Regions from separate parts of the Homo sapiens genome. Here region 1 is linked to region 2. A link is a loop called in an ENCODE intact Hi-C map of the cell type or tissue named here. Cell type or tissue: K562. All regions are shown on one strand. Links, peaks and the distances in the headings refer to the core of each region. The heading gives the core; the rest is flanking DNA.

Region 1 (16,216 bases), core at 6,584-14,583, 150 kb after region 2:
TCCTTAGAAAGGGTCGTGTGGCTGGGTGTGGTGGCTCACGCCTGTAATCCCAGCACTTTGGGAGGCCGAGGTGGGCAGATCATGAGGTCAAGAGATCGAGACCATCCTGGCCAACTTGGTGAAACCCCATCTTTACTAAAAATACAAAAATTAGCTGGGTGTGGTGGCGCACACCTGTAGTTCCAACTACTTGGGAGGCTGAGGCAGGAGAATCGCTTGAACCCAGGAGGCGGAGGTTGCAGTGAGCCGAGATCACACCACTGTACTCCAGCCTGGGCGACAGAGCTAGACTCCTTCTCAAAAAAAAAAAAAAAAAAAAAAAAGAAAGGGTCATGTTGATCACTTTTGGATCTTTTTTGATGACCAGTAGAGTGCTATAGACTGGCTAAAAGAAAGAACTGAAGGAACTGTGACTCATTTACTTTCTATAGAACACCAGAGAGAAAGCCAAGGAATGCAAAGAATGCATATCCAGTGTCAAGGAGGAATGGGGAATGAGCTGAGTTCCTAAGGAGGCCCAGCCAGGCCATCCCAGAAACAGGAAGAATTAAAAGCCTCATCATCTAGCAGAAATCCTACAGTATTTATTTCACTAATTTGTTTTAGGTCCTCTCTTTGGATAATACAGAAGAATAACTCTACAATGGCCTCATTTATACTGCCAGAGGGCCCATAATGGTGATTCTCCAAAGAGTATATGGCCTGCATTCTCATTCACAATTGGGACGCACCCCTGTACTTATCTCTAGTCCTCCTTCAGTTCATTTCCAGACCCATGCTAGTGCAAGACTTAAAAGTGCTCCAGCCAGAAGAGTCTTCTACCACTCGTTCAAATTCATTCAACAAATAAATATTATCAAGTATAAAATTCCAAATTGGCATCAATAATATAAAACTGTCAATGCAAACCCCATTTTTCAAATTGACTATTTTTAGGAGCTGAATAAAGATCAAAATGATAAGCCCAATGTGTATAGGTATCTGTGGTCCATTGCAAAAATGAACTATTTCCCAATGGCTGCTTTAGAAAGTTTCTATTTGAAAGGCAGTAAATAAGAGGCATCATGATTGCCTAGGGCAGTATTTTTACCCTTGGAGTCAAGGATGGTCAGGGTTTCTATGTTTATCATTTGTATTCTTTTATGCAAATGGGGAATTAGGTCTAGATACCAAGAACTAGACCAGGATCTTATTGGGGTCGGAAATTAGGAGTAAAGCCAGTCCACAGGAATATCATGAACTGAAAAACAAAGAGGCAGAAAACATTGTTCTGGATGATAAGTTCCAGTTATTAGGTAAAATATTCTCGTGAAAAGTTGAGTAATTTATTTAGGTCCATCAGGGTGCCTATGGTCGACAGAGTCCTCAACTGTGTTATTTCCGCTGCTTGGGTTCTAAACCACCTTTTGACCTATTATTTGGCTTTCTGAAGAGGGTGATTGCAAAATGGATCTTATTATGCAGACCAGGTGTGCTGCTTATTCAGAACTCAGCAGTTACTTTGGCTCTAAATCAGCCTCCTGAGAAGTCAGTATTGGTAAGTCAGTCATTTCATTAGGGCTTGGTCACTGACTGGTATATTATCAACCATGTTTTTTTCAGGCATGCTGAGGTTGAAGCAAATGGGAGAGAGATGACTTTTAACTTCTGTGCTTCCACCTCCTCATTCTCTCAAGTGGCCGAATGTCTAACCTCAGTCAATCGTTGTGCCTTGAGGCTTGTTTCTCTAACTATATCCATACATATGTGGTGAATAAATATATCTATCATTCTTGGGTGCAAGTGCCCTGACTCCTGCTGCTTCTCTGCAGTGCCTCTAATTGGTTAAGAAGGTTGTGGCTTGGCTTTCCAGGCCCCTGGCAGGTGACATTGTCAGTCCTGGCTGCCAGGAGAGGAAACATCCAGAAAATGCTATTGCACAAACCAGGTGGTGGTTATGGTAGATGAGACAGATTAATAATATTGCCTCTTCTTGCAGGAAATGGGATTGGGTGATGAGGAGGGAGATAGGCAAGGGAAGCTCAGGGAAGGGAGGAAGTGGGTCTGGGCTGCAGTGAGAATGAAGGAGAATGAAGAGGATCCACTGAAAAGCTGAGCAGAGGAGAAATACAAAGGAAGTTGACCAGATTGCCAGCACTATGTAGAATAAGGCACACTGTGGGAACTTGATAATTATTCGCAGACTTGAAAGAAGTGTAAAGGGTTAGCCAAAAGAAAAAAAAAGTTGAATAGATGATGGGTGGCATCTTTGAAGCTTGAAGTTTGCACTGAGATCCCACTTTCTGTTTTTCTCAACTCTCAGAGGATCAACCCTGGAATCTTTTGTGTAGCAAGCCTGGTCAGCTCCTAATCCTTCTCCTTATGTCCCTGGGAGACCCAGAGCCCCTGTTTCTTGGTGGCCCTGATGTACCTGAGTTCTCTTCTTTCTTCTACAATATTTCCTCTTCCAACTCTTTCCTAGTCTTCCCTGACTGGAAAGAGTTAAGGCCAGTGAGGGCACACAACCTAGAGAGGCAGAGAGGCTGGCAATGGACAAGCACACGCTCCCATTTCCAGGACTGAGCCACAGCCTTTGTTCAGTGTCTCTTCCTGAGTCCTACATCCCTTTCCTGGCCCCTGTGTAAGATCCCCACGTGCTAGGCTCTCCAAGCCCTCCCTAGGGCACTGATTTGTGAATCCCAGAGAGCTCAGTGGGGAGCAGAAACGCAGGGGGACCATGCTGCCACAGGAGGAGCTGATGCAGGGAAGCAGTGAGCATAGACTGTGGGAGTGAGCTCTGGTTGGGAGGTTTCTCCAAGCCCTGTGAAGAGATTGGCCTGGGATGCACAGAGATGGCTTTCCTTGTGAGCCGGTGAGTCTTCCTCTGAGGTCTTTTTTGTTCTTTCTCTTTTCTCTGCTCAGTTCTTCAGCCTGCCTCTGTTTCTTCTTTCTCTCCTTCTCCCTTCCCTTCCATCTGACTTCTACCCTCCCTCCCTGATGCCACAGTCACTTCTTACTTCAGTTCTGCAAAGCTAAAGAATGAGGATACTGGCTGGGCACAGTGGCTCACGCCTGTAATCCCAGCTCTTTGGGAGGCCAAGGCAGGTGGATCATGAGGTCAGAAGTTCGAGACCAGCCTGGCCAACATGGTGAAACCCCGTCTCTACTAAAAATACATAAATTAGCTGGGCATGGTGGTAGGCTCCTGTAATCCCAGCTACTCAGGAGGCTGAGGCAGGAGAATCGCTTGAAACCAGAAGGCAGAGGTTGCAGTGAGCCAAGATCGTGCCACTGCACTCTAGCCTGGGCAACAAGAGTAAAATCCTGTCAAAAAAAAAGAAAGAAAGAATGAGGATACTTCTGGTAGCAGATACCATCAGGAGCTGGGGTGCACTATAGTGAGTGGGTCCCATGGGATTAGGGAAGTTGAGGAAGGGAGTGTCAGGGAGAAAGGTTGGTAGGAGGAAATATTAGGGACAGAGCAGTGGGATTTCAAGAAGCAGGTCAAGTTTTGCTCAGGGGCAATGGCAGGTGTGAGTAAGGGAGATGTGAGGTTCAGGAAGGTAGAATACAGTGGGGGAAGACTCAATATGGGGATCACTGATGGACTCTCCCTAGCTTTTGAGTGGTGTTTGTCTTGAAAACCAATGACTGTGCTTATATTGCCCAGGATTAATGTAGTTCAAGGTCCCTTGGTAGCTATCTATGGTGGAGAAAGAGCATTTGCTGCAATCTTCCTTCTGGTTCTTTGTGAGAGTATCAGCTATAAGAAGCATATAGTCCTTGGGACAAATAAGCACAGAATAGTGGATCTGGAACTCAATCCAGAGCTCATTTGATTTAGCCTTTATGTTTATTGATGATGAAATTGAAAACCAAAAAGATGATGCAAAGAGTTTGCTCTAGGTCCTGTAAAGTTTTAGTAACGGAGTAGAGATCACAACCCATGTCTTCAATCTTTACCAAGGTGTATTAGTCTGTTTTCACACTGCTGATAAAGACTTACCCAAGGCTGGGCAATTTACAAAACAAAGAGGTTTATTGGACTTACAGTTCCACATGACTGGGGAGGCCTCACAATCATGGTGGAAGGCAAGGAGGAGCAAATCACATCTTACATGGATAGTAGCAGGAAAAATGAGAGCTTGTGTAGGGCAGCTCCCATTTCTAAAACCATCAGATCATGTGAGACCCATTCACTATCACAAGAACAGCACAGGAAACATCCACCCCCATAATTCAATCATCTCTCACCAGGTCCCTCCCACAACACATGGGAATTATGGGAGCTACAAGATGAGATTTGGGTGGGGACATAGAGCCAAACCATATAACCAGGGATTTTCCATTCAATACTTTCCCCTGTCTATTTTTTTTTTTTTAATTACTGATTGGTGGCTCTAAGTCTTGCTCCAGAAAGACTAATGTGCTGGGTTACATAAATGTACAGAAAATAAGGATGAGAGAGACTGGACAAAGAAAAAGGTAGAATAGAACAACAACAACAACAGCAAGTGAGACCAGAAACTAGATATCTCAAAAATATATCGTGAGGAATTGCACATTTCCTGGAGATGAGTTACAAATTCAGGTGGAAACTTGCTAGCTGTCATGTTAAGAGGAAAAGTGATTACTTAATTTCTTAAAAAATTAAACATACACTTCCCATGTGATGCAGCCATTTCACATCTATGTATTTACCCCAGAGAAATGAAAGCATACAAAGACTTTGTACACAAATGTTCATAGAACCTTCATTCTATGAACCAAAAACTGGAAACAACCTGAACTTCCTTTAGCAGGTGAATAAATAAAAAATTGTGAAAACAACCCAAATTTCCTTCAGCAGGTGAATGGATGAACAAATTATGTCATATCTATACAATGGAGTATCACTCAGAAATGAAAAGGAATGGCTGCTGTACACACCACAACATGGCCAAATCTCCAAATATAAGTCAGACTAAAAAGAGTACATATTTTATAATTTCATTTATATAAAACTCTGAAAAAAGAAAAATATAGTGCTGGGAAGCAGATCAGAGGTTGCTTGGGAATGAGGAGTGCAGGGAGGGGTGAAAGAGAGAGATTACAATGGAGTGTGAGGGAGCACGGGGGCTGGATATGTTCATTTCGTGATTGCGCCTATAATGTCATGGTGCATACATGGGTCAAAACTTATCAAATTGCACACTTAAACATGTACAATTTGTCATATGCCAATTGTACTTCCATAAAACTGTGAGGAAATGTTATTGCTTATATGACAGGAAAAATACAGTGATTCCTATCACTGAGATATGAGAAAAATGATCCCTCTGAGAGTTTCATAATGTTGCTTCTTGTAATCTTTCTCAATGTAAACCAATGGCTTAATGCCAAAACACTCTTTAGCAAGACCAGTTCTAGGAAAGATGAGTTGATGGAGATATGTAGGAAGTGGAAATATTTCAGCATTTTAAATGTGTAGCTCTGTGCTCATCTGCTTTAGCTTGGGGATAAGATTTAGATTTTAAATTATCAGAGGAAAAGCTGTTTTGACAATCCTTTAGGCAACCCTTCTTAAATGCTGTTCCTCGCTATTGCAGTTTTGTTCAATTGAAGAGCAGTAGTTGTGAGGTTTTCCACATTGATAAAATGAGTTTGAGGAAGGCCACACAACCCCTTTTGGGGGGTGGGGACAGGGAGTAACACCTTTGTCTTTTCGCTTTACATTTTGAGTGTTTTCTTACTTTGCAAACTGTTCTCTGATAGTTTCATGAGAATCAGTGCTTTCTTAACAGGACAGCAAGTGCTCTCTGGACAGAATCACCACCCTGTATGTACTTGATATTCTCCACAGTGCCAAAGAGCAATAGGCACATAGAAAGTTTGCAATAAATACTGTTGCATTTGAATAAAGTGTTGGAATGATATAAAGTATGTAGATTGCACTTTTAATTATTAATAAATACTTGCCTCTTGGAGATGGCTGTTTTTGATTCACCCTCTCAGCTTATTCCACTTATTTGTTCTGCAGTTCACTGACTCTCCTGCATATCATAGCCCTTATATTTGCTCTTCCGTGTCTTGGTAGTTTTTGGCTCATATCTGTGCTGGGTAGCAGTTTCTGTTAACAGTGATGTATAGAGCCTCTTCTTCCACCTTCCTCTGGGTCTCTTGTGGGTTCCAATGCCACTGATATTTCAAGAATACCCTTCTCTTCCCAGCAAAGTCACCCCATGTGAGCCAAACATTAGCCTTTGCGCTGACCTGTCTGACTTGCTAACAAAAACATCTATCAAGATACTATTTTGTGCCAGATATTAAGCTTGATTGTTTGCAAGTCTACAAATCCTCACAAAAACCCAATGAATTAGACTCTGTTGTTACCGCAACTTTATAGATAAGAAAATTAAGGCTCACATAAAAACAAAACAGAACAAAACAAAAAACAAACAGATTATGTCCTTTGCAGCAACATGGATGGAACTGGAGGTCATTATTCTAAGCAAACTAACACAGGAACAGAAAACCAAATACCATATATTCTCACTTAAAAGTGGGACCTAACACTGAGTACACATGAACACAAAGAAAGGAACAACAGATACCAGGACATAATTGAGGGTGGAGGATAGAAGAAGGGTGAGGATCAATAAACTGCTTATCAGGTACTATGCTTATTACCTGGGTGACTAAATAATCACTGTGAGGTGAAATTTACCTATATAACAAACCTGCACATGTACCCTTGAATCTAAAATAAAATTTAAAAAAATTAAGGCTCAGAGAGATTATATCATTCACCTGTGATCACTTAGCTAACTAGCTGGAAAAAATAAGACTTGACTTTAAGTCTGTCTGACATCAGAATCTGTTCTCTTAACCTCTGCGGCATATGAATTTCCATAAGAACTTACCTTCATTGAAACTTTTGTGGCCACTCCTTACTTCTTGAGGAATCTGTCTTTAGCTGGTAGTAGATTTAATTAGGTATAATTATGTTTGCTAAGGTACTAACCAGTAGTACCACCCAAGAAACAAATGCCTTACCTAGGACGTACAAATGTCAAATGACTTTAAGGATCATTGTTGTGGCTGAAAATTTTATTACCTTGCTAGTCTGATAAGGATAATATTTTGTAACTTTATCCCTGGTTGTCAACTTGCTCTGCTTCTGAAATTGATCCTCCATCCTGGGTTTCTTGTTTCTTGCAACAGAAAGCGGAATAGAATATGTATGTGTTGTGAGGGTCTGAGGAGCGCATTTGACTACGGTAGCTTTTCAAAGATAAGTTTGTCTTTCTGACAGGCTGGCCCTCCCCTAATGTGAAGAAAGACCTTAAGGGAGACTCTTTGATCCTTAGGTATTTGGGACTGACTCAGAGCACTGCACAGAAGTCACTATCGCCCCCTTTTCAAATCTCCATAGGCACCGTTTTCTGGATGGTTCTCTTTAGGGCAGCTTTGACCTCTGTGTTCCGCAGGCTGTAGATGATGGGGTTGAGGATGGGGGTGACCACAGCATAGAAGAGGGACACCAGAGGGTCAGTGGCCGGATCGTAGCTGGCCTTAGGGCGAATATAGATAAAGAGTGCGGTGCCATAGAAGAGGGAGACCATGATCAGGTGGGAGGAGCAGGTGGAGAAGGCCTTGCGGCGGCCCGCAACAGATGGGATCCGGAAGATGGTAACGAGGATACGCCCGTAGGAGCCCAGGATGAGGCCAAAGGGGCAGAGGATGAGGAGGGCTGTTGCCAGGATAATCTGCAGTTCATTAAGCGAGGTGTCTCCACATACCAGCTGCAGGACAGGCTGGATCTCACAGAAGAACTGCGGGATGGTATTGGGGCCGCAGAAGGGCAAAGAGAAGATGAAAGGGGTGTGGCCCAGCCCCACCAGCACCCCACAGGCCCACGCCGACCCAGCTAGCTGTAGACACACCCGGTGGCTCAGCAGCAGTGGGTAGCGGAGGGGTTCACAGATGGCTGCATAGCGGTCATAGGCCATGGCTGCCAGGAGGCAGCACTCCGTGGCGCCAAAGAAGAGGAAGAAGAACATCTGGAGAGCACATCCAGAGCGAGAGATGTGGCGCCGGCCAGTAAGGAGGTGGTGAAGTAGCAGGGGGACCGTGACAGACGTATAGCCAATCTCCAAGGCCGAGAGGGTGCGCAGGAAGAAGTACATAGGGGACTGGAGGGCAGCATCAGTGGAGACCAGCACCACAATGAGGAAATTGCCTGCCACGGTCAGCAGGTAGATAGTGAGAAAGACAGAGAAGAGCAAGCCCTGGAGGTCGGCCAGGTGGGAGAAGCCGAGAAGAAGAAACTCAGTCACCATGGAGGTGTTTGCACTCATCCTGCCTGCATACCTTTGACTGGAAGACAAAAGAAATGGCAAGGAAAAATCACAACTATGGAATCGTGAAATGGGCAAAGATGACCTCTCTCTGCATCTGATCGCAGCACTAGATCTCCCTTTCTATTAGAATATCATGGACTTTGAAATTAGGCAGCCTTGCCTGGAGTCCATATTCCACCCTTGCTCACTCTTGGGATCCTGGATGAGTATTTGTCTCTCTGAGCCTGAATCCCTGACTTCATCTCTTCCTGATAGTGCCTATCATTCTAAAGAACATGTTAAACTGTCTTTCCAGTTTTACCTGGGCTGAAGATTAAGTCAGTCTAGCTCCCTTTTCACTCTTTTCTGATTTTCCAATTCTTCCTGCAGGGCTGGAGACAGAATTTTCCCTCATAGCAGATCTTTTTCTCCATCAACTTGTCTCCTGTCTGATAAGAGGTGACCTCTCTTATCACCTCTTGCCCTCTAGTTTTCTTTTTTCCAGCTCTTTCTTTAGTTACCAGATTCACTTAGTCTTTCTTCTTTTTCTGTCATTTTACCATAAATTTCACAGTGTTCAAGGAGGAGAAAAAAAATGAGAAAGATCCTCTCTTTTTAAGCTCCTATAGCATTAAACAGTTCAACTATTTAGAGGGGTGAGCATTTCTCTAGTTTTAAAACATGCTCAGGCAAAAGATGACAAGAACTTCCTTAATTGCTTATTTCTGCATCTTACAGACTTTCAAACTTAGTCCTCTTACATTGTAAACATGAAAATCCCCAAACTACACACATAAACTCCACAAATTCACACACTGTCAAATTATATTTCAAAATACAGGCACAGAAGAATAGCCTAATATTCCCAGATGCCAGATTTATCTAAAGTTGCAAATCATGTATTCTATTGGCATTATTACAGATAACAGTAAAAGTCTAAATACACTGAACATAAAACTATAAACACCCAAAGATACACTTGAATATATACACAAATTCAATATTCCAGCCATATTCAAGGTTGTGTATTAGAAATACAAGTCCACACACTGATATCCTTTTGCAGTTGAAGAGCCCTTGGTTCATTCTCCTCTGGGGGCTCTTTCAGTGTTTTCCAGAAGATATTATCTCAAAGGTGTCTTTCTATTTTCTATTTGGAGAAATAACCAGTGAAGGCAGATGGCATTTGTGACTTGCTTATCTTCTTTTTTATCTACATAGTGGATCCCTCTTGAGGAAGCCTCTCTTAGGTTTGTTGTCTCTCTTTAAGCTCTCTGAGGATCTGAGTCTCCAAGCATTCTTGGCTTTCCAATGGGGAGAATGCTTCACAAAACCAATTAATCTGTTATTTTGAATCTGTTTCTTAGATTGCAAGAAATACAGAATGACCTGTTAAGAACATTTCAAAGAATATATCCAGAGCTATTGGTTTCTCTTAGTTCTCCCATATCTCTGGTTCAACCATTTTAATTTTCTTCTTTTTTCTCATGATTTTTTCCCATCACTGTAGATGTTCTAGTACATCTACAAAAAGTAATAATGCAATTTTACCCTTCTTATGTATATTGATATAATCCAGTAATCAATTTATTTGATAACTATTTATAGGGTCCCTTGCAGGTTTTATTGATTCTACAGGTAACTAATAATATAAAAGAGAAATAAACATGTTTTGACCTAATTGAGGTGCTAAATGTCATTTTCTTATACAATTGTCACTAATTTTTCTTGCTTTGATTTCTTTTTCATTTATTATACAAATCTTTCTTTGCATTTTTATCATTGGTATCTATTATTTGATTTGTTTCTTCTGTGTTTTTATACATTTTCATAGATGTGATAAAAGCTGTGTGTCAAATAGAATGTTTTCAAGACATACCAACCATTATAACAAGCCCCAACTCCAACGGGTTTAAGTAATAAATTTACTTATTAATTTATATAACTAGAAGTTCAGGGTTTACATAAACTGGATTTCGTACTTAGTTTTCTTCTGACTCCTTTATATTTTATCATTTCATTTATTTATTAGATTTGGCTGAAAGTAATGGAAATGCCAATGGCTCAAAGAGAATGAAAATTTATCTCTCACTTAAATGTCTAAAGATTTGTAGTTCAGGGAAATATGGCTGCTCTGATCCAGAATTCCTCAGGAATCTGTTTTCTCTCAGCTCATCAGTCATCTACTCCCAGAGTGTAGCCCTGTTATGGCTGAAGATGATGCCATTAATGTTACAGGGAACAGAATGGAGTAGAATAATTTGGATTGCTATTTGTCCACTCTTAGTGTAACCTATGTAGTATTATTGCTAAAAATGTTTAATTGGAGTATAAGAAAACAGTCAGACAAATCCATATTGTGGCATATTCTATAGACAACTGACACAAACTCTTAAAAAATATCCATGTCTTTAAAGACAAAGCAAAGATGGGAGATGACATCGTTCCAGATTGAAGAAGACCAAAAGCCATGGCAATAAAATGTCATTCATGATTTTTGACTGGATCCTACGTCATCAACAAAACAAAATAAAAACAACTATAAAAAAGATTTGGAACAAGTGGGAAAGTTGAATATGGGTTTTATATTATTGGTTCAATGTTAATTCCCTTGGGTGTAATAATAGTATTGTGGTTATGCTGGAGAATATTCTTGTCATTAGAAAGATGCAGAATGGCTGCATAGTATTCCATGGTGTGTATGTGCCACATTTTCTTAATCCAGTCTATCATTGTTGGACATTTGTGTTGGTTCCAAGTCTTTGCTATTGTGAATAGTGCCACAATAAACATACATGTGCATGTGTCTTTATAGCAGCATGATTTATAATCCTTTGGGTATATACCCAGTAATGGGATTGCTGGGTCAAATGGTATTTCTAGTTCTAGATCCCTGAGGAATCGCCACACTGACTTCCACAATGGTTGAACTAGTTTACAGTCCCACCAACAGCGTAAAAGTGTTCCTATTTCTCCACATCCTCTCCAGCACCTGTCGTTTCCTGACTTTTTAATGATCGGCATTCTAGCTGGTGTGAGATGGTATCTCATTGTGCTGGCGCTTTTCGAAAGCAGCCGCTGCGGCCGCCCAACGCCAAGAACGCTTCGCGAGCAGCGCCATCTTGAGCGAGGAAAGAGGAACCGAGAGAAGAGGATTGCGGGCCACTGGCCGACTGAATTCCGTATTTTATCTTTTCTTATTGCATTTTCAGAACTGAAGATACAGCTGACAGAGCACTGAACTAGGCCAGGGTTTTAATGCTGGCTCTATGACTAACCTATTCTATAACTTTGTACAATTCACTTCATTTTAATGAGACTCATATTTCTCATCTTTAAAATGCAGACACAGCTGATTCTTATTATTCACTGCAGTTGCATTCTATAAAGTTGCCTTGAACCCTGTAGGAGCAAATATTAAATAATTCCTTGCTTTAGGGGAGATGCAGGGTTAGATTCCTATGAGTTTTTGGTCACATTTTTGTCACCTGATCAATAAATAACCTTATTGTAAGTGTGTTTCTGTTTAAACACATCTTATATAATATATATCGTTGATCATTAACGTTGAACCCACAGCCAACAGCCCTATAACACATGCCTGAACAGAGCTTATCTAGCAAATGCATTTTCTCCGTAAGATCCATTGCAACATTTTTGTGCTCAGGAGCATGGGACAGCACTTCAGCGCTACATTTGGGGCTATTTTGAATTATGAAATCACCAAAAAACAAACAAAAAATGTGAAAAATATGGCATTCAGCAAATCAGGAAATCATGAAAAGGACACTTGTTTACAGTATAATAGCTGAAACAAGAGGACAGAGCGTTTCCTTGCTCAGCATCAGGTGGGGATGCATACAGTGTGTCTCAAACTTTTTGTCACTGTGTTCATGCACTTGTCCATGAACGACTGCGAAGGTGCTGTGAGTATTGAGCTAGGGGTTAAAAATAGATGTTAGGGAGCAGGTGACTTTGCAAATACTGAATCCACAAATAATGAAGGTCAACTCTATTGCTAGTCATGTCTACTGGTGGAATGTTTGGAACTTTCTTTTCAACCGGACATTGTGTTAATATATTTTTAGAAGGCCAGGGATTATGAATCAAGTGACCATTTTTATTTTTTCATTCATGCATTCATGCATTGCTACTTATTCACTAATCATTTATGACACAGCTAAAATATTCTTGGGATACAAAGATGAATAGGATACACCATCTGCCCTGGATAATATTTACTTCTAATTCGTAGTCTAGTGAAGAAGAAATCTAAATGGTAAGACTATGTAAATCTCTAACAGAAACCACAAAGAGCTATAATTTGTTTTTGTAAAATCCTGCTGGGTTGAATACTATCTCTTTTGTATTAAAATATATTGTTAATCCTCAAGAAGTTTTCAAAGATAAGAGATTGAACAATATTTTGGGTTAGGTCCATGATGTACTGTTATTAAAGTTTCTATGGATTCAGATTGCCTTGGATGCCTAGGCTGGAGTCTAAGGAACAAATAATCAGAAAACATCACTGAGCTCGAGCTTATGAAATATTTTAGTAACATGGGAGACTCATGGAAATGTGTGGTTTCTTTTCCAACTGGAATTACTGATACAAAATAGGATATATATGTGACCAAAGCCAAACAACATAAATGGTTGTCAAACTTGAGCTTGAAGTTAGCCCCCGTGAAGCATCCCATAGTCACTTCTGAGAGTTTGCAAGATGTGTTCAGGAATGTCTCCTCTGGTCCTTCCTCTCTTGTGTCTTTTCTGTGCCTTCAAGCTGCTGCTCTGTGAGAGCTGACTGACTCTTTTTATTTTGTCATCCTTTGCAGTGGTTGACATTGCTTTCTCCACCCTGGCTGTGGGAACAGCAACCACTGTCCCCTGTACCTGCTTTTTCTAAGCAAGGCCACAGGCCCTCTTAGAATTCTCCTAGTACAACATATATCAAGTTGTAGCTTATAGAATAATTTACTGTAGTTCTAACTTAGTGGAAAGTAAATGTAGTGCAGAGAATTATATGCTGTTATACTGATCCACACACACTTGAATTCCACTAGGTAATTTATGTGGCCAAGGGTATATTTCATTTCATTTGGAACTACTTATAATCTTTTCACGTCTTGCAGTTTAGGCCAAATTGACCCCAGGACACAAGGGAAGGTAGAAATGTATTTTTCATGCTAATATATCACCTACTTTTGGAGACTTCATTTATACCCCAGGATTAACCTCTCACCAGGGTGATTAACAATACAAACATCTACTCCCCACAGATCCTTGTCTTTATCCATGGGACTGTGGTCTGAACTGATGACCTTAAAAAGTCCATAAAATGTATTTTGACAAAAAGTTTGCTAAAATATCTGTAAGAATTAAGATTAGTCAGACTTTCCCATCTTAAACTTGAATTATCTCTGAAGTTGTGTTTCTCTATCAAACCAAATTTAACAGTATACTAAAAGGATCTTTCACCATGATCAAGTGAGATTTAGCTCTGAGATGCAAGGATGGTTCAACACACAAATCAATAAATGTGATACATAACATTAACAGAATTAAAGATAAAACCATATGATCATATAAACAGAACATGAAACGGTGAAAGAAAAGTCTTTTTAATAAATGATGTTGGAAAACTGAATATCCACATGCAGAAGAATGAAATTGGATCCTTATGACACTCAATATATGAGAATTAACTCAAAATGGATTAATGACTTAAACATATGACTGCAAACTGTAAAACTATTAGAAGAAAATATAGGAGAAAAGTTCCATGACGTTGGTATGGGCAAGATTTCTTGTATATGATCCTCAAATCACAGACAGCAAAACCAAAAGTAAACAAATGGGATTGCATCAAATTAAAACATTTCTCCGCAGCAAAGGAAACAATAGAGTGAAAAGACAACCCACAGGTTGAGAGAAAATATTTGTAAATGATACATGTAAGTGGCTAAAATTCAAGCTATATAAGGAACTTAAACAAATCAATAACAAGGAAACAAATAACTCAATTTTAAAATGAGCTAAGCACCTGAATAGACATTTCTCAAAAGAAGACGTACAAATGACAAACAGGTACAAGAAAAAATGCTCAACATCACTAGTCATCAGGGAAATACAAATTAAATTCACAATAAGATATCACCTCACACTTGTTAGAATGCCTACTACAGAAAAGATAAGAGATAAATGTTGATGAAAATGTGGAAAAGGAGAACTCATACACTTTTGGTGGAAGCGTAAATTAGTACAGTCATTAAATACACTGTGGAGGTTTCTGAAAAATTCTGAAAAAATTAAAAATAGAACCGTTGTATGACCCAGCAATCCCTTGTCTGTGTATATATTCAAAGGAAATAAGAAGAGAGATCTACACTTTCATATTCATTGTAGTATTATTCACAATAGCCAAGATGTGGAATAAACCTAAGCATCCCTCAGCAGATGAATGGATAGAGAAAATGTGGTATATATGCATAGTGGAATACTATTCAGCCTTAAAGAAGAAGGAAATTCTGTTGTTTGCAACAACATGGATGAATCTGGAGGACCTTATATTAACTGAAATAAGTCAGGCACAGAAGGACAAATACCTCATGGTCTCCCTTCTACATGAAATCTACAAAGTCAAACTCACAGAAACAGAGAATAGAATGGTGGTTACCAGGGGCTGGAAGAAAGGGAGAAAATTGAGAAGATATTGGTCAAAGGTTACAAAAATTACAGTTAGACAAGAGAGATAATTCAAGAGATCTATTATATGAAAGGGTGACTATAATTAATGAATTGTATATGTGAAAATTGCTAAAAGAGTAGATCTGAGTGTTCTCATCACAAAAACATGATAAGTATGTGAGGTAATGGTTCATGTAAATTAGCTTGATTTTGTCATTCCATGATGTATACATATGTCAAAACATCATGTTATACATCATAAATATATACAATTTTAATTTGTCAATTAAAAATCATAATAATGTAGGCTAACTAAAAAATGCTACATTTTTCCAAAAGTTTTCTTTTCAAGACACATATACTTACCTTTTAGCATATGCTGCTGTTTGATGAAAAAAATAAACGATTAAGAGAACCCCTCCTGCTGCCAAGAAAAAATAGGGTGGCATTTACTGTGAACTACAGATAGTAGACAACGTAGTTCAGAGAAAAAGTGTTCTCGGTTGGTCAGGGAGAAAGTGGAGCTGAAGTTAGGGTCTGAGTTTGATAAATGACACAGAAGTGCCTTCAACACACTCCTAGGGATGAGAAATAAATATATCAGCCTGATTTCTGTGGAAGCTTCAAAAAAGGGAGTAGTGGCAGACAAAGTTGTTGGGCAGTAATTTGGTCAGGAAGGATATTGAAACGCTACATAACCATTTCAACGTCATTTTGTAACATCACGCCACCTTCCTTCTCCTTAAATCAGGCTCAGCATTGGCAAGATTTTGATGATCTATATAAAACACCCCTACTAAGGGTGGTACCTATTGAAACAATTGCCTGGGATGGTAAGAGGGCGATTTGGAGGCTGTAGATTGGAGAATGAAAGTTGAGGGCAGGCTCCTGGGAGGACCACTGTTGGTAATGGGGAATTTAGGGATGTTGCAGAGAAATCAGAATTTTCTGGTGAGTTATGGAGACTAGGAATTGGGGCTTTAGATGTTTGGTGAAATGGAGAGCATTTGTCCCCAAGGGGATGGAAAGGTGGGCTCCATTTGGCTCTTTTGGTTTCTGCTCCGTTTATGGTCAAGCCAACAGTTCAGGAAACCGCCTTTGAAAAAATACAATTTCCTTAGGGGCCTGCTATGTCTTGCTCATTTCAGGCTGCTCTCCAGTAAATCTGTAATTGGTTCTCAGGGGCCTCTCCCTTTGTGGCAATTTCCTGCCCTCCCATGTGATAGAGG
Region 2 (16,216 bases), core at 3,435-11,434:
TTTGAGTGGCTTATGTATGGTCTGTAAGTGTGTGCGTAAGTTTTGATAAATTTTATTTATTTTTTGAGACATGGTCTCACTCTGTTGCCCAGGCTGGAGTGCAGTGGCGTGATCTTGGCTCACTTCAGCCTCAACCTCCTAGGCTCAGGTGATCCTCCTACCTCAGCCTCCTGGGTAGCTGGGACTGCAGATACATGCCACCATGCCGGACAAATTTTTTGTATTTTTAGTAGAGATGGGGTTTTACCATATTGCTCGGATTGGTCATGAACTCCTGGATTCAAGCAATCTGCCCACCTAGCCTCCCTAAGTGCCTGGCCAAATTTTTGGTTTTTATAGTAGATTTGTGTATATTTTTTGGTAGTATCTACATATATTTTATACATTTATTTGTTGATGAAAAAAGTAAAATTTGTAAAATATTTGAAGAGGTTTATTCTGAGCCATTCTGAGGAGTTCCTGAGAACATGTGCCCAAGGTGGTTGGGTTACAGCTTGGTTTCATACATTTTAGGGAGCCAGAAGTTGCTGACAAAGACATAAATCAATACATGTAAGGTATATATTGGTTCAGCTCAGAAAGGCGGGACATCTCGAAGCAAGGGAGCTCACAGGTCATAGGGGGATTCAGATTTTCTGATTGCCAATTGGTTGAAAAAGTTAAGCCCTGCCTAAAGAGTTGAAGTCAGCAGAAAGAAATGCTTGAGTTAAGGGGGCGTGGAGGTGGCGTTGGGGGAGATGTTTGTGGAAGCAAAGATTCTTGTTACGTAGATGAAGCTTCCAGGCCTCAGAAAGAATAGATGGTAAATGTTTCTTATCGCACCTTAAAAGATGTCAGACTCATTAGTAAAATCCCTCCTGGATCAGAAAAAGACCTGGAAGGGGAAGGGGATTCTCTACAAAATGCAAATCCCCATGACAAGAAATGGCTTTGCAGAGTCATTTCAAAATGTCAAATAAGTATATTTTGGGGTAAAATACTTTGATTTCCTTCAGGGCCTGCTATCTGTGGTGTGATGCTGTATCAGAGTCAGGTTGGAGTTGACTATTTTATTGCTACAGAGAATCTTTTGTCAGTCTTATGATCTCTATTGTAATGTTAATGCTGGTCAGTTGTCCCTAAACTCCAGAGGAAGGAGGGTATCATTGGCATGTCTTACCTTTCTTCCTGTCAGTTAGGGGGCTTAGAATTTTATTTTTGGTTTACACATGACATACTTTTCTCTTATTTATTTATTTATTTATTTGAGATGGAGTCTTTGTCGCCCAGGTTGGAGTGCAGTGGCACCATCTCGGCTCACTGCAACCTCCGCCTCCTGAGTTTAAGCGTTTCTCCTGCCTCAGCCTCCCAAGTAGCTGAGATCACAGGTGTGTGCCACCACGCCTGGCTAATTTTTTGTATTTTTTAAGTAGAGACGGGGTTTCACCGTGTTAGCCAGGATGGTCTCGATTGCCTGACCTCGTGATTCACCTGCCTCGGCCTCCCAAAGTGCTGGGATTACAGGCGTGAGCCACCGTGCCCAGCCCTATTTATTTTTTTAATTGAGGCTGGAGTGAGGTGGTGCAATCACAGCTCACTGCAGCCTCAACCACCTGGGCTCAAGAGATCCTCCCACCTCAGCCTCCCTAGTAACTGGGACTACAGGTGCGTGCCACCATGCCCAGTTAATTTTTTTTTTTTTTGCAGAGATGGGGTTTCCCCATGTTACCCAGGCTGGTCTCCAACTCCTGAGCTCAAGCAATGCATCCATCTTGGCCTCCCAAAGTTCTGAGATTACAGGCATGTGCCACAGCACCTGGCCCATTAATTTTTCCAGTGCTTCTAAGCTATGTGGTTTGTGAGTTTTTTCAAATTGTCACAAATCTCCAAAAATTTTCAATATACTTACTGAAAAAAATCATGTGTGAGTGAATCCATGGAGTTCAAATCGTGTTGTTCTTAGCAACTGTATAACATCTTGGCTAGGTAAAGGAAAAGGAGTTTGGGGCTTCTGGGTGAGTGGTAGATGGGCAGGCAAGTTATGGGAAAGTGACCAGGAAAATATGGAACAAAGTGGTTTAGTAAGGTTTGTTATGTGGATTTAAACTGTCTTCTCCATTAGTAGAGTTGTACCTTTACAGATAGAAAAGGTTTGTTATGTAGATTTAAACTGATGTCTTCTCCATTAGTAAGAGTTGTACCTTTACAGATGTGAATTTATTTACAAAAGGAAAACTTGTATCCTGTTTTACAGCATTCACTAGTCTGATGATTTTCAATTGTTAGCTCAAAATAATCCACATGCTAAAGATAGTTTGAGGTGGCATATACTGGTACCCTTCAAGGGTGAGCGATTAATTCTGCATAGGAGGAGCCAGAAGGTTTCCCCTTCCCTGGGAGATAGAAGGATAAGACAGGGCTGGGCCCTACACATAAGCATCTATTCATGATTCGGTGAGCCCTTCAGACGTTTGAGGTTTATTTTATTTTATTATTATTTTTTTGAGATGGAGTCTCACTCTAACTCCCAGGCTGGAATGCAGTGGCGTGATCTCGGTTCACCGAAACCTCCGCCTCCTGGGTTCAAGTGGTTCTCCTACCTCAGCTTCCCAAGCAAGGGGTTTACAGGCACCTGCCACCAGCCCTGGCTATTATTATTATTATTATTATTTGTATTTTTAGTAGAGACTTTTTAATTTTTATTAGAGACTTCATATTTTTAGTAGAGACGAGGTTCTTGAATAATGTTCCTTTAAGGCTTCCAACTCACATGTCATGTTAGAATGAATAGTTAAGTGCCTGCCCTCAGGAGACCTAAATCATGTAGGTTTGAAACATCTGTAAGGGATCCTTTTTTTTTTTTTTTTTTCTGGTTGTATTCAATTCAGTAGCTTCTGTATCTTTCTGAAATAATCTCTACCTTCCTGCTTAATCATTTTGCTCCTCGGTGTAACTCCTTCCCCCACATCTCCCTATCTTAATGCACAACATGCTTATTTTTGTCTTTAGCCTTTTCTGTTATAGAACCAAACTGGGGTCTGCTTGCCTGGTGCAATAAAACCAGATACTTACACCAAGGATTGCACCAATAGAAAGAAAGGCATTTGTTGCAGGACACTACGCAGGGAGGACCAGGCAGCTAAACACTCAAGTCCTGGCCTCCCTGATGTCTTGCAGGCAAGGGTATTAGCGGCAGAATGTATCAGAGTTACATGGCATGAAAATATGTTAGCAGCTGCGAATCTGTACAGGTCTGCAGCAACCTCAATTTTTGCCTCCTCAGAAGAAAGAATCTGACTGAGGGGCATAAAGCAGAGTAAGAGACCGAAGCAAATTTTAGAACAGGAGTAAAAGTTTATTAAAAAGCTTTACAGCAGGAACAAAATAAAGTAAAGCCAACTTGGAAGGGGGCCAAGCAGGCAACTTGAGAGATCAAGTGCGTGGTTTTGACCTTGACTTAGGGTTTTATATGTTGGCAGGGTTCCAGGGTCCCTTCTCCCCTGAATCTTCCCTTGGGGTGGGCTGTCTGCATGTACAGTGGCCTGCTAGTGCTTGGGAGGGGCTGCATGCACGGTATGTTTACTGGAGTAGTATGCATGCTGACTTGAGGCATTCTTCCCTTACCAGGGAGTGTTCCTATAAGGTTATAAACCAGTTAAATGCTGTCATTTCTCCCTTAGTGCCCATGCATGAGCCCACTTGCCCAACTCCTGAGATCTTAGTTTCAGGTTTTTCTATTTATTGGGAGACTGTTTTTCCCTGGCACAGGCTGTGACCAATGATTATTTTAGAGAGACAGCTTAACAACCGCCTATCACCTGATGGTTGCCTGACATTCCTGGTGGGGAAGGAGGCCCTTTCCTGCCCTGCTCGTGTCTGACTAACTATTGTAACATGGGTTTTTAAAGGCAGGGGTAAGGCAGTGTGCAGTGGCTCACACCTGTAATCCCAGCACTTTGAGAGGCTGAGGCAGGAAGATCACTTGAACCTAGGAGTTCAAGAACAGCCTGGGCAACAAAGTGAGACCCCAACTCTACAAGAAATAAAAAAATTAGCCAAATATGGTGGCATATGCCTGTACTCCCAGCCACTCAGAAGGCTGAGGTGAGAGGATCCCTTGAATCCAGGAGGTTGAGGCTGCACTGAGCCATGATTATGCCACTGCACTCCAGCCTGGACAACACGGCAAGACCCTGTCTCAAAAAACAGGAAACAAAAAAAGGCAGGGGTAAATTTCAGAAAAGCAGAAGCTACAAGGAACATTGGAAATCAGTGCATAGAGGTTCCACATTTTTTTTTGAGATGGAGTCTTGCTCGGTTGCCCAGGCTGGAGTGCAGCTGTGTGATCTTGGCTCACTGCAAGCTCTGCCTCCCAGGATCATGCCATTCTCCTGCCTCAGCCTCCCGAGTAGCTAGGACTATAGGCACCCACCACCACGCCTGGCTAATTTTTTTTTTTGTATTTTTTGTAGAGATGGGGTTTCACCGTGTTAGCCAGGATGGTCTTGATCTGACCTCATGATCCGCCCACATTGCTTCCCAAAGGGCTGGGATTACAGCTGTGAGCCACCGTGCCCGGCCTCCACATTGGTTTTGATCTAAAAGGGTGGGATATCTTGAATCAGGGACTTACAGGTTATAGGTAGATTCAAAGATTTTTCTGGCCAGGTGTGGGTCATGCTTGTAATCCCAGCACTTTGGGAGGCCAAGGAGAGAGGATCCCTTAAGGCCAAGAGTTTGAGACCAGCCTGCGAAACATAACAAGACTCTGTATCTACACACACAAAATTTTTTTTAATTAGAGGCTGAGGCAGGAGAATTGCTTGAGCCTGGGTGGTTAAGCTGCAGTGAGCTACGACTGCAACTGCATTCTGGCCTAAGTAACAGAGCAAAAGCCTGTCTCAAACAAAAACAAAAAAACCCCAAATTTGCAATTAGTTAAGGAAGAGAACCTTTGTTTAAAAATTTGGGGTCCAGTAGAAAAATGTTAACTGCCTAGAAGGTGTTACTTTCTCCAAGCTCCTCAGGAAGAAACTTAGAACAAAGGATGATGGTTATAAAGTTCAGTCATTTTCCTGTCCTCTGAGGTCTATGCCAGCAGATTCATTTGGTGGGGTTCCGAGTTTCTGAGAGACAACGCAGAGACATATGTTAAGAGGTTATCTTTAGTTTCTATGAGGAAAGCAAACCTATTCAGAACGCTTAACTTCCTTGGCTATTGTCTTAGGCTGCTATTACCTTGTTGCTTTTCAAGTTGCTACTTATTTCTCAGAGCCAGCTAGGTGCCTGGAATTTTCCTTGAAGAAACACAGGATTTTGCTTTATTTCCATGCTTAGGAGTCCCCAAGCCCCTAAAAAGGGGGTCTTTGCATCATCTCATTTCTACACAGTCAGCAAATACTTCTTATTTTGTTTACTCTTCTGTGGTTCAAACCTCTAAGAGGCTTCCATGATCACTGCCGCTCCAAGCACTCACACACATTATTCTTTAATTCTGTATTCCTGTAGACTCTTATTTGCTCCAATTCAGTTGTGTAACTGTCATGTATGCTGGCACTATGTGCCTGACCATCCCTATTTTCACTGGACATTGTGGGGGTTGTGACTGAGTAACTTTATATTGGATTTTCTCACAGAGTATCCAATAGATGACTGTCACATGGAAACAATGAATTTAGGATAAGAGATGTTAGTCCTAAGTCCTATGTTAAACCATTTATTCAACAAAGCAGATTCTTTTAGACTGCTTTATTTAATTCTCTGTTGCATTTCCCCTAGAGTCAGTCTAGAAACGATTTTACTATATACAAACATTATAGCCTCTGGCTGTAGGGAGATGATAAACAGGAGAAAAGTGTAGACATTTCTAGGTGCCAGTAAGAGAAAGCAGATAGAGGGGGTCATGAAAAAAAGGTCTTACTACAGTGATTTGAAAAGTGGAATTAAGCTTAGCCTTACCTGTAGGGCTGAGATTATGATTATGATTATGATTATTTGAGATAGAGTCTCACTGTGTCGCCCTGGCTGGAGTGCAGTGGCATGATCTCGGCTCACTGCAACCTCCGCCTCCCAGGTTCTCCTGCCTTAGCCTCCTAAGTAGCTGGGATTACAGGAGCACGCCACCACGCCAGGCTAGTTTTTTTTTTGTATTTTTAGTAGAGACAGGGTTTCACCATGTTGGTCAGGCTGGTCTCGAACTCCTGACCTCGTGATCCGCCCGCCTTGGCCTCCTAAAGTGCTGGGATTATAGGTGTGAGCCACTGCGCCTGACTGATTAGGATTATTAAATATAAAATGGGGGCTCTACATTAAGATTAGAATATGCTCTAATAACGAGGTCAAGGAGACAATAAGATTAACACAAGGATGGCTAGGATAAAGATTAGGATTATAATAGAATTAATGTTGCTGTTCTGTGCTGATGCCAGGATAAATGTTGAATCAAAATCATTTTATGTTGGAACTAGAAATAAAACTAAGATTTTCCTTTTTCTTATTTTATCGGCGTGTACTCAAAAGGGAATTTGGTATTGCTGCCCTTGCCAGGGAAAAGCTGGGAGACAGCGTATGTGGGATTGGAACCCCAGAACCTTTTATATATTCTCTTTGGAGAGTAAGATTCATTCATTCATTCATTCATTCACTTATACATTTATAAAACTGGGTGCCAATTTTATGCAAAATTCTGGTCCTTGCCTTCTGAGAGCCTGAAATCTAGTGGGTGAACTAAGCCAGAAACACACACACAATGAACTGTAACACAACTTTTTCCAAAAGTTTTATTGTTCTGTTGTTTCTTATGCTTTGAAGTATTTGAAAAACTCTTATTTTAAGGAAGTGAAACCCCTTCGGCTGGGGGATCATTTAGATATAGTTTTAGATTGAAATGATTTCCTCAAAGCTTGTTGAGAAGTTGAAGCTTTTCACCTGGGCCTGGGAGGCATTATTTTTACCAAAAGGCAAGGTTAAGAGCAAGGAGTCTGGAGCCAGTTTTCCTGGGTTCAAATCCTGTCTTGCACATTTGCAAGTGGTAACATAAATTCTGTGTTTTAGTTTTTACCTCTGAAAAAGGATAATAATATTATCTGCTTCATAGTGTTGTTATAAGGGTTAAATAAGTCAATATGTGTAAATTGCAGGGGGTTCCTGACTTTGACCATTTTTTGACTTTATAATAATGCAAAAGAGATACATTCAGTAGAAACCGTACTTTGAGTACCAATATAACCATTCTGTTTTTTCACTTTTAGTACAGTATTCAGTAAATTACATGAGATATTCAAAACTTTATTATAAAATAGACTTTGTATTGAGGATTTTGCTGAACTGTAGGCTAATGTAAGTGTTCTGAGTATGTTTAAGGTAGGCTAGGCTAAGCTATGATGTTTGGTAGGTTAGGTGTATGAAATGCATATTCAACTTACAATATTTTCAGTATATGATAGGTTTTTTGGGAGGTAACATCATTATAAGTCAAGGAGCATCTGTACTTTAAGTGTTACTTGGGTTAACATAACAATTACATAAATGCTTATAGTATCATAACCATATCTATGTCTTTGAGCAAAGTACAGTTCGGATGACCCTGGAGCAGAAGTCTGGGATGTCACATGCAATACCATATTTGGCCGGTAGATGACACCAAGGTCCACAATGTGCCAGCCTAAACATGAAGATATTTTTGTGTCTTTTTGGCTGCTCCTTTACCTGCGATTTGTGGGCATTGTAAGAGAAGAAATAGGACTGAAGAAGCTAAGTTTCCTTTGTAAGGCTCAAGCCTGAAATACTGGGATATTTGATTATGGTGTGAAAGCAACAGTGTGTATTTGAGAGTTGCCTGACTGAAAATTATGGGGCCTGGATTTTAGTTCTGATGCTGTGGACACTGTGTGTTCTTGGGTGAGTTTCCGAACTTAGCTGGGCTTCAGCTTCCCCTTCTCTTTTGCTGTTATTTGAGGAATAAAATAGAATGAGAATACAAAACAGACATATAGTGAAGTGGGAAAAACATGAGGGAGAAGCAAAGAAGATATGGTAGGAATTAGAATTGGAGGTGAAGGAATAGTGGGGATATGGCAAGGGAGGGGAATTAAAAATGGAAGTGATAAAGGTAGGAACATGACTATGGAGGCGAAGACTTAAAGTAGAAAAAAATATAAAATATACTTGATGCCTATAATTTTTCGCATAAAGATACCTCCCTTTACTACATTTCAGTCGCTGTCTCTTGCACACATACATGCACACACACAGACATGTGGCTTTCATCCATTCCCACAATGTAATGGGTGTGAAGAAGGCAGAGGGGCAGGGAACTCAAACTTTCTGATAAAAGCACATAGAATCTCCTCTCTTTTAAAGCACATTAAGCAGCTCTCCCTCAGCTTTGTGTGAGCCCCATTTCCTTCCCCAGCAATCTCCTGAATGCCCTGGTTACCTCCTTGTTCCTCAGGGTGTATATGAGAGGGTTAAGTGAAGGAGTGCCCACTGCATAGAAGAGACCAAAGAACTTGCCCCTCTCTTGGGCATAGGGATTTTTGGGCTGGAGGTAGACAGCAATGACTGAGCTGTAGAAGAGGGTGACCACAGTGAGATGGGAGGAGCAGGTCCCAAAAGCTTTCCTCCGCCCTTTTGCAGAGTTAATCCTCAGCACTGCCCAGGTAATGGCTCCGTAAGAGACAAGGATGAGGCTGAGAGGCACAACCAAGATGAAGACACTGGCAACAGCCACCTGGATCTCATTGTAGGAGGTGTCTTCACAGGAGAGTCGAATTAGAGCTGGGACCTCACAGACAAAATCATCCACCTGCCGATCGGGGCAGAAGGGCAGGTGCAGGGTGGATGGTGTCTGGACCACTGACTCCACTAGCCCAATGACCCAGGCCACAGATGCCAGCTGCCAGCACAGGCGGGGGTGGATGATGGTGGCATAGTGGAGGGGCTGGCAGACAGCCACGTAGCGATCAAAAGCCATCACTGTCAAGAGGATGCACTCAGTTGTCCCCAGGGACAGGAAGATGAAGATCTGGACAGAGCAGTCCAGGAAGCTGATGGTCTTCTTTGGGCCCCAGAGGTTGACCAGCATTTGGGGAACACAACTCGTGGTGAAACAGAGGTCCAAGAAGGAGAGGTTGGAGAGGAAAAAGTACATTGGAGAGTGGAGCTTGGGGTCCAGCGCAGACAGCAGGATGATGAGTGTGTTGCCCACTAGGGTTAGGAGGTAGGAAGTGAGGACAACCACGAAGAGAGTCCTTTCCAGCCCTGGGTGTTCAGAGAAGCCCAGAAGGAGGAAGCCCGGTGTGGAGCTTTGGTTAACCATGGCCTGTTCTTGTTTGTACCTGGAGGGATGAGGCTGTCACTCCAGTGTGATTCAACCTGTCTTATCAAAACTCAGCCTGGGTGTTTGTGAGGTCACAGCAGGTAGGTGTTTCTCTTCTGTCTCTGCTCGCCCAGCCTCCCTTTCCAAGGCTCATCACCATCCAGCAGCTCCTTCTCATTCCCTGTTCTTCCTGGTCAAACATTGTCTAGTGAGAGTGAGGAATCCATGAATGTACTGGACAGCAGATGGATACTCACACTGGTGCCTCTGACTTCCTGGGTGAGGGCAAAGGAGGCTGATTAAAATATGCACTAATTCATTAATTCATTCATTCAGGGGAAATTTATTGAGTGCCACTATGTTCTGAATGCTGTTCTAGAGTTGTCTCTTATCTATTGGATGATCTCGTAAGGTATATTGAATGAATTTTCTGATAAGTTGTCTCTGTAGGCTCAATTATTGCTCTATTGGTTGAATGAATTTTATAGAACTCTGTACATTCCATTTATTTTGTATTTTTTCATTTGCAAGTAAGCTTATCAGAGACAGTGTTTTATCTATGAGAGAGATTTTGTTTTGTTTTAAGATATCCCTACTTATAGAGAGATCAGGTTGGTTGCCCTGGCCTTTTTAGCAACCTAAGTTTCTGAACCAACTGACTTTCAGGGAGGGGTGGAAATTGGTCCACATGCTTCGTCCTTGCCATGAGTAGCTTACAAGTAGGAGGCAAGAGTGGCCACAAGCATGTTAAAATCACCAGGGTTCACAGGAACATTATCGAAAGACTCCAAGAATCACTCTCCCTAAATCTTGTAGTCTTTCAGACACCACCAAAAAGAGAGTCCAAAATTTAAAGGCCAGTAACACCAATGTACTGGGTGAATGAGAGTAAAGGTTCTGTAGGATGACTGACCAATTTGGTTGGGTATATCAGGGAAAGCTTCCTAGAGGAGGTGACTGGACTTTTTCCTTAAAATAGAGATGTATTGGGGCATAGAAGGTCAGTTGAGGGCTGGGGGTGGGAGACTGAAGCCACTCTGGCAGGTCAGAGACAAGGACTCAGGGTCTTACAGGACCTTAGGAAGGCCATGAGGGGAGGAGATGAGATGGTGGGCCACACCACAAACGTGCCATGGAGCTCAGAGGATGGCAGGAATGTCTTCCTCTTACAGGGTCCCCATCTTGTATTAAGCTCTATCACATCTCCCTTTTTGCCAGGACTCTCTGCCATTGTCTCTGTCTTCTTCCTGTTTTTCCCATTATTCTTTTCTCACTTAAAATATATTTTTAATTTTCAAAATATTGTTACATATTTAAACAACTAGGTTAAGGAACTGAGCAAATGTTTCAAGTATCTTAGAAGCTTCTGTGTGCCCCTCCCTGATCTCTCAATTTTCTCAATTTGTCACCCCTCAAGATGTCACCACCATTCTAATTTTTTTTTTTTTTTTTTTTTTTTAGAGTCACGTTTTATAGCCCAGGCTGGAGTGCAATGGCACGATCTCTGCTCACTGCAACTTCCACCTCCTGGGCTCAAGCTATTCTCCTGCCTCAGCCTCCCAAGTAGCGGGGATTACAGGCACTCAAGACCATGCCTAGCTAATTTTTGTATTTTTAGTAGAGACGGGGTTTCGCCATGTTGGCCAGGCTGGTCTCAGACTCCTGACCTCAGGTGATCTGCCTGCCTCGGCCTCCCAAAGTGCTGGGATTACAGGCATGAGTCACTGTGCCTGGCCTCTAAATTTTTAATTATGCCTTCGCTTTCATTTTTTGAGATGTATTTAACGTACCATAAAATTCGCCCTTTTGAAGTGTGTAATTTAGTGGTTTAAAGTATATTCACAAGTTGTGCAACCAACACCATTTACTTCCAGAATATTTCATTACTCCCAAAAGAAACCTCATGCTCATTGGCTGCCGCCCCCTCCTTTGTTTTCTTTGTAATATAAAATTCTTTGCATGTAACCTTAAACAATAGCCAATTGTTTCTTATTTATCCATCATGTGTCATCCTAATTAATTTTCTACATTTCTAACTTTGTCATTATCTTGGCATTTCATTCCTTTCCTTTCTCTGCTATATCGCTGAATCTCTTTAGATTACACCTTTCTTAGTGACTGTTTCCCTTTCCCTCTTTGTTCTCTGTCTTTTCCACTCTCATTATTTTTCTCCTACTCCTTTTCCTTCTGAAATATTCATGCATTGGTCTACGCATTTATTCATTTCTTGAGCCCCAAAGTGCCAGCATTGTGTTAGGAGCTGGGGAAGGAGTTGGGAGGTCCTTTGAAAGGGGTTTATGATAGTCTAGTGACCATGAGCTACCCTTGCTGTTAGTAGCTACCATCAAAGCATGGTGATAAACAACTCCCTGAACATCTGGTTCTCACAGTGACCCTACAAAGAGATAAAATTATCCCAATTTTACCAAAAAGTGAACAGTCACAGACGGGACAAGAGACTTGTAGAAGGTTACCTAGTCAATAAGTGCTAGGACTAGGATTTTAGAGTAAGTTTAACTCCAAATCTGGTCCTCCAGTGTTGAGGATAGGCGGAAACTGATATCTCACAGCCAAAGAGCAAAGGTTCTGCTTACCTTCAATCAAATAAAAATCTCTTCTGGTACCAGCAATTCCCCATGACAGAGCTCTTAACTGGTGCCCAGCCTCCACTTGTACATCAGGAAGAAACAAAAAAATAAAAAGGAATGGGCATCCTTGAATGGGCAACTGCATCTCTGGTCACAATAGGGATTGCTAATGCTGACCATCTGGCACTTTTCTAAGCACACATGTGTGTGATGAGCTGGAGCTGGCTCAGATTATCTCTTGATTAGTAAATTTTTAGGAATTTTGTGAGACAGTTATTAAACCATCAGTGGCTTGAGACAGCCATGGCAGGAATATTTACACTATGAAAATTGGCAAACACTACAAATTAGGGCTCTCCCCATCTGCCACCAACCAAGTTGTTTATTAAACATTTACTCTACACTGCTGATTATCCTTCACAACTCTACATATTATTCTCTTCCTTCCAATATGAAGAAGTTGAAACAAAGAAATATAAATAACTTTCCCAAGGCAGTATAGTTAGTAAGCACCAGAGCTGATGTTTGAACCCAAATCTGCTAACTGTAGAGGGTTTGCACCAACCAAAGCCCACCAAATCTCTGCAGGGAGGATGAAGCCAAGGTCAGAACTTTGCCATTGAGTTCTTTGCCATCGAGTTCTTTGCCATCGAGTTCTTTGCCATTGAGTTCTTTGCCAACAATTTTCCCCCTCAGTCTAGGCAGAGGTGTGCCTCTGTTTTAGTGGCATTGGAGGTAGAAATGTTGACATGGTATGGTGGTAGAGGGATCCCACGGAGGGAAAGAGCTCATTAATTCTGCTGAGACTCTAGGGTCCATAGCCCACAGACAATTCATTAGCCACAAATTATGGTAAAAGGGGCAGGGGAATATCTATAGGAAATATGCCAACAATAGTCATCACTGTGGTAGGTAAAAGAGGTCACTCATTGCTTCTTTCTGTCAACAGGAAGAAAAAGGACAGTGTCTCTACTCCCACCTCCAGTGAGTCCCGGGCATCCTGATAGTCCTCTCAGGCTTATGATTCATCTATTCAGGACCTCAGTTTTTAAAGTTCTCAGCTTCCTCCTTTTCTATTTAGTTATTCTGAGATGGAGCACACTGTAGTAACAGAGAATTATAAAGCTCTGGGTTTGGAGAGTACTTAGAACATTTAGCCAATCTTCATATAACTGAATCGTTATGCTTCTCTTCCATTAGAAAGGGAGCCTATGAGATCAGCTAATAAATGGCATGTACTAGGTCCATGGATCTACCCAGTAGTCATTTCTGCAGTCTCTAAATCTGTAACTGGAATGCACATGCTTGGCCATTGGCAGAATCCCCACATAGTTCTTTAGTCTGTGGAGTACGAGCTACAGATTGAAGTGGAAGCCCTGAATCTACACCTCTTACCGCAAAGACAGTGAATCAAGAACAATATCACAATTCAAGGGAAATGGCTGATTGAGGCCACCTTTAAAGGGTGCGGGGGTTTGTTTCTATCATATTTCACATTTAATTCACCAGTCTGGTCACTACAAATATCAGATGCAACTTGAAAGATGACCAGACTAGCACAAACTCAACCAAGAAATAGCTGTAATTACAGCTGTTGTGCCTGATTAGCACGGTTTCAGGTCCATGTTATATGGCTATTAATCTGGTGAATAATGTGTTCTTTTCTTTTCTTTTTGAGATGGAATCTCACTGTTGCCCAGGCTGGAGTGCAATGGCATGATCTTGGCTCACTGCAACCTCCCCCTCCCGGGTTCGAGCGATTCTCCTGCCTCAGCCTCCTGAGTAGCTGGGACTACAGGCAAATGCCACCACGCCTGGCTAATTTTTGTATTTTTAGTAGAGACAGGGTTTCACCATATTGATCAGACTGGTCTTTAACTCCTGACCTCGTGATCTGCCTGCCTCAGCCTCCCAAAATGCTGGGATTACAGACGTGAGCCACCGTGCCTGGCTGAATGTGTTCTTTTCAAATACTATCAGGAAGAAAGACCAAAGGCAGTTTGAATTTACAGGTATGGATATAAGTGTACATTTACATTTACATTTTTGCTTCAGTACCATGTTAAAACTCTCCCGTCATAATAGGGTCCAATGGGACATGGATGTGCTGCAAGTCCAGGCAAAAAAGCCTTGATTTACATCATTTGCTGATTTCTGCAGTGTAAATATTCTCACCATGGCCAATTTTAAACTGTCAATGTGAGATTACTGAAAATGCAGAGTTGTAGAGAAATGTATGGTAACACACCATTACACAGAATAATTTATAATACAGAGGGTTTTTTTTTGTTTGTTTGTTTTTGAGGAATAAACAAACAGTCTTTATTAGGCTCAGACCAGAAGTCCATGGATCTTGAGGAGACCTGTGTGTATTTGTCAGTTTTCTTTTTCATGTTCTTTTCCACCTATTTCTGTAGCCTCATAAGCTGTTTCTTCTTCTGGTAGTGGATCTTGGCCTTCTCCTTCCTCTTCTTCAGGGTGGCTGTCACTGCCTGGTACTTCCAGCTAACTTCATAAGCTCGGTGTCCAGGCGGACAAATTTTCTTGTAGGCTTCAGACACACAAGCTTGAGGGCAGCAGGAACCACCAAAGCTTTTTCTTGTCATGGGGCGGTGGAATGCCGTCAGACACCTTGAGGTGGTTGAGGGCGGCCTGGCCTTGGTGAGTCTTGTGGGGCAGTGGGCCTTGCACCATCCACCAGAAGATGCGGCTAGGGCCGAGAAATGGCAGGGCCTCCAGAAGGTGTTCATCCGCTTGCGGAGAAAGCCCAGGTACTTCAACTTGTTTCTGTAGAACTTGCCAGAAATGTTGATGCTCTCGCATTGTACGACCACCACCTTCTGGCCTAGAGGGAAGGAAAGGGTTGGGAAGTGCTGAGGGTGCCATCTGAAGGCTCTCCCTCTACCTGTGACTGCACACAGACAGTGATGGGCACAGCAGAGTTCATGTTTAAATTAAAAGATAGCCTAATGGAAAATCACTTCTGAACCAGGAGGACCGCACCCCAGGAATGGGAGTGGCTGGCAGGTCTCAGAGCAGTGCATGGGGTTGGTCTCATGGCCATGAGACTCAAACGAAAGATGGTGATTGTTGCTCATCACCAATCCAGAATATTTTTATTATACAGACAACATTATTTAGTATCTTTATTATATAGACATAACAGATATAAATAACCAGAAGAGTATGGAAAATATGATAAGATAGTTAAATACCTAGAAAATGAAGAGCTTAGGGATTTGTTACCTATGCCTTAAAATAACTTATTTTAAAATAATAGTCATGTTTAACAACTGGTTTGCACAATTTCTGAAAATTTAACAGTTGGCTCCATGAGGCAGTATGAGCTAGCTGCATGCAGCACACCACTGGACGTGGACCTTCTGGACATTCCACAAAACATGACATCGTTCCACTGTATCAACAATATCTTATTAACCAAACAGAATGAGCCATGAGGGCAAGCATATTGGCGGCACTGGTAAGACAAATGCACTCCAGAGAGTGGGAAATACACCCTGTGAAGATTCAGCATCCTCCACATCTTTGAAGTTTTTAGACTTTGTGCCAGGACATCCCTCTAAAGTAAGAACACATTATTGCATTTCACACTTAACACCAGTAATGCAGAATTGGAAAGAGATGCACAGTAACACACTATTACACAGAAGAATTTATAATACAGAGGTGTTTTTTGGAATAAACAGTCTTTATTAGGCTCAGACCAGGAGTCCATAGGTCTTGAGGAGAACTGTGTGTATTTGTCAGTTTTCTTCTCCACGTTCTTTTCTGCCTGTTTCTGTAGCCTCATAGGCTGTTTTCTTCTTCCAGCAGTGAATCTTGGTCTTCTCCTTCCTCTTCTCCAGGGTAGAGAATGCTTGGTTGTCCTATTTAGGATCTAGAGGAAACATATTCCACACTCATGGGAATACCACATGGAACAGTTTACTAGCGACTGACTGAAGCCCAGAGCAGACCTGGGGTCCGCAGCTGTTCTAAGCTGTCATATCAGCCGTGTGGTAGTGCTTTGGTCATGTGACTCAATAGACTCTGGGGCACTAAAGGTATCAGTGGTGGGAAAAGATACAGTGTGGCATTTTGGGCAAGCCTTGAAAGGAAAATCACAACATAGATCCCTGGGGTTCTTCATCAAATCTATGCTGTCTGCTGCAGGAAAGTAAACCCCATTAGGAAACAAGTCCTAGCTTGCTCTTGGGCCTTACTAGAGACAGAGCTCCTGATCATGAGACATCAAATGGCTATTAGGCTACAACTGTCCATCATGAGCTGGGTCCTGTCAAATCAATCAAGTGATGAGGTCTAGTGGTTG

Evidence for each region. A loop is a pair of places that touch in the nucleus more often than their neighbours do. Peaks named below come from ENCODE experiments on the same cell type or tissue, not always from the same donor. Only the 100,000 strongest peaks of a DNase experiment are listed, where the experiment ranks them.
Region 1: a loop joins it to region 2, with 8 times the contacts of the local background. A loop is called at or near these places in 5 of 110 quality-filtered maps.

Annotation. Positions count from the first base shown.
Region 1 is chr6:29,432,118-29,448,333 of GRCh38, reverse strand. All of the region lies in intron 1 of OR11A1 (olfactory receptor family 11 subfamily A member 1), which reads left to right. OR10C1 (olfactory receptor family 10 subfamily C member 1) reads right to left here and starts at 9,028. Exons shown (of 1, transcript NM_013941.4): 1 at 7,357-9,028. The coding sequence starts at 8,318. The coding sequence ends at 7,380. It overlaps LOC105379641 (a long non-coding RNA gene), which reads left to right. Exons shown (of 2, transcript XR_002956335.1): 2 at 5,763-5,831. RefSeq lists enhancers at 158-694, 7,360-7,860. In K562, for the core only: a CTCF peak has its summit at 11,426; a DNase peak (open chromatin) is centred at 11,422; H3K27me3 peaks cover 1,073 bases.
Region 2 is chr6:29,581,027-29,597,242 of GRCh38, reverse strand. It overlaps OR2H2 (olfactory receptor family 2 subfamily H member 2), which reads right to left and starts at 12,122. Exons shown (of 2, transcript NM_007160.4): 1 at 11,893-12,122; 2 at 6,743-9,573. The coding sequence starts at 9,298. The coding sequence ends at 8,360. It overlaps SNORD32B (small nucleolar RNA, C/D box 32B), which reads right to left and starts at 14,991; the gene lies at 14,915-14,991. It also overlaps the pseudogene RPL13AP. RefSeq lists an enhancer at 1,937-2,444. In K562, for the core only: a CTCF peak has its summit at 7,612 (motif pointing right); a DNase peak (open chromatin) is centred at 7,592; H3K27me3 peaks cover 947 bases.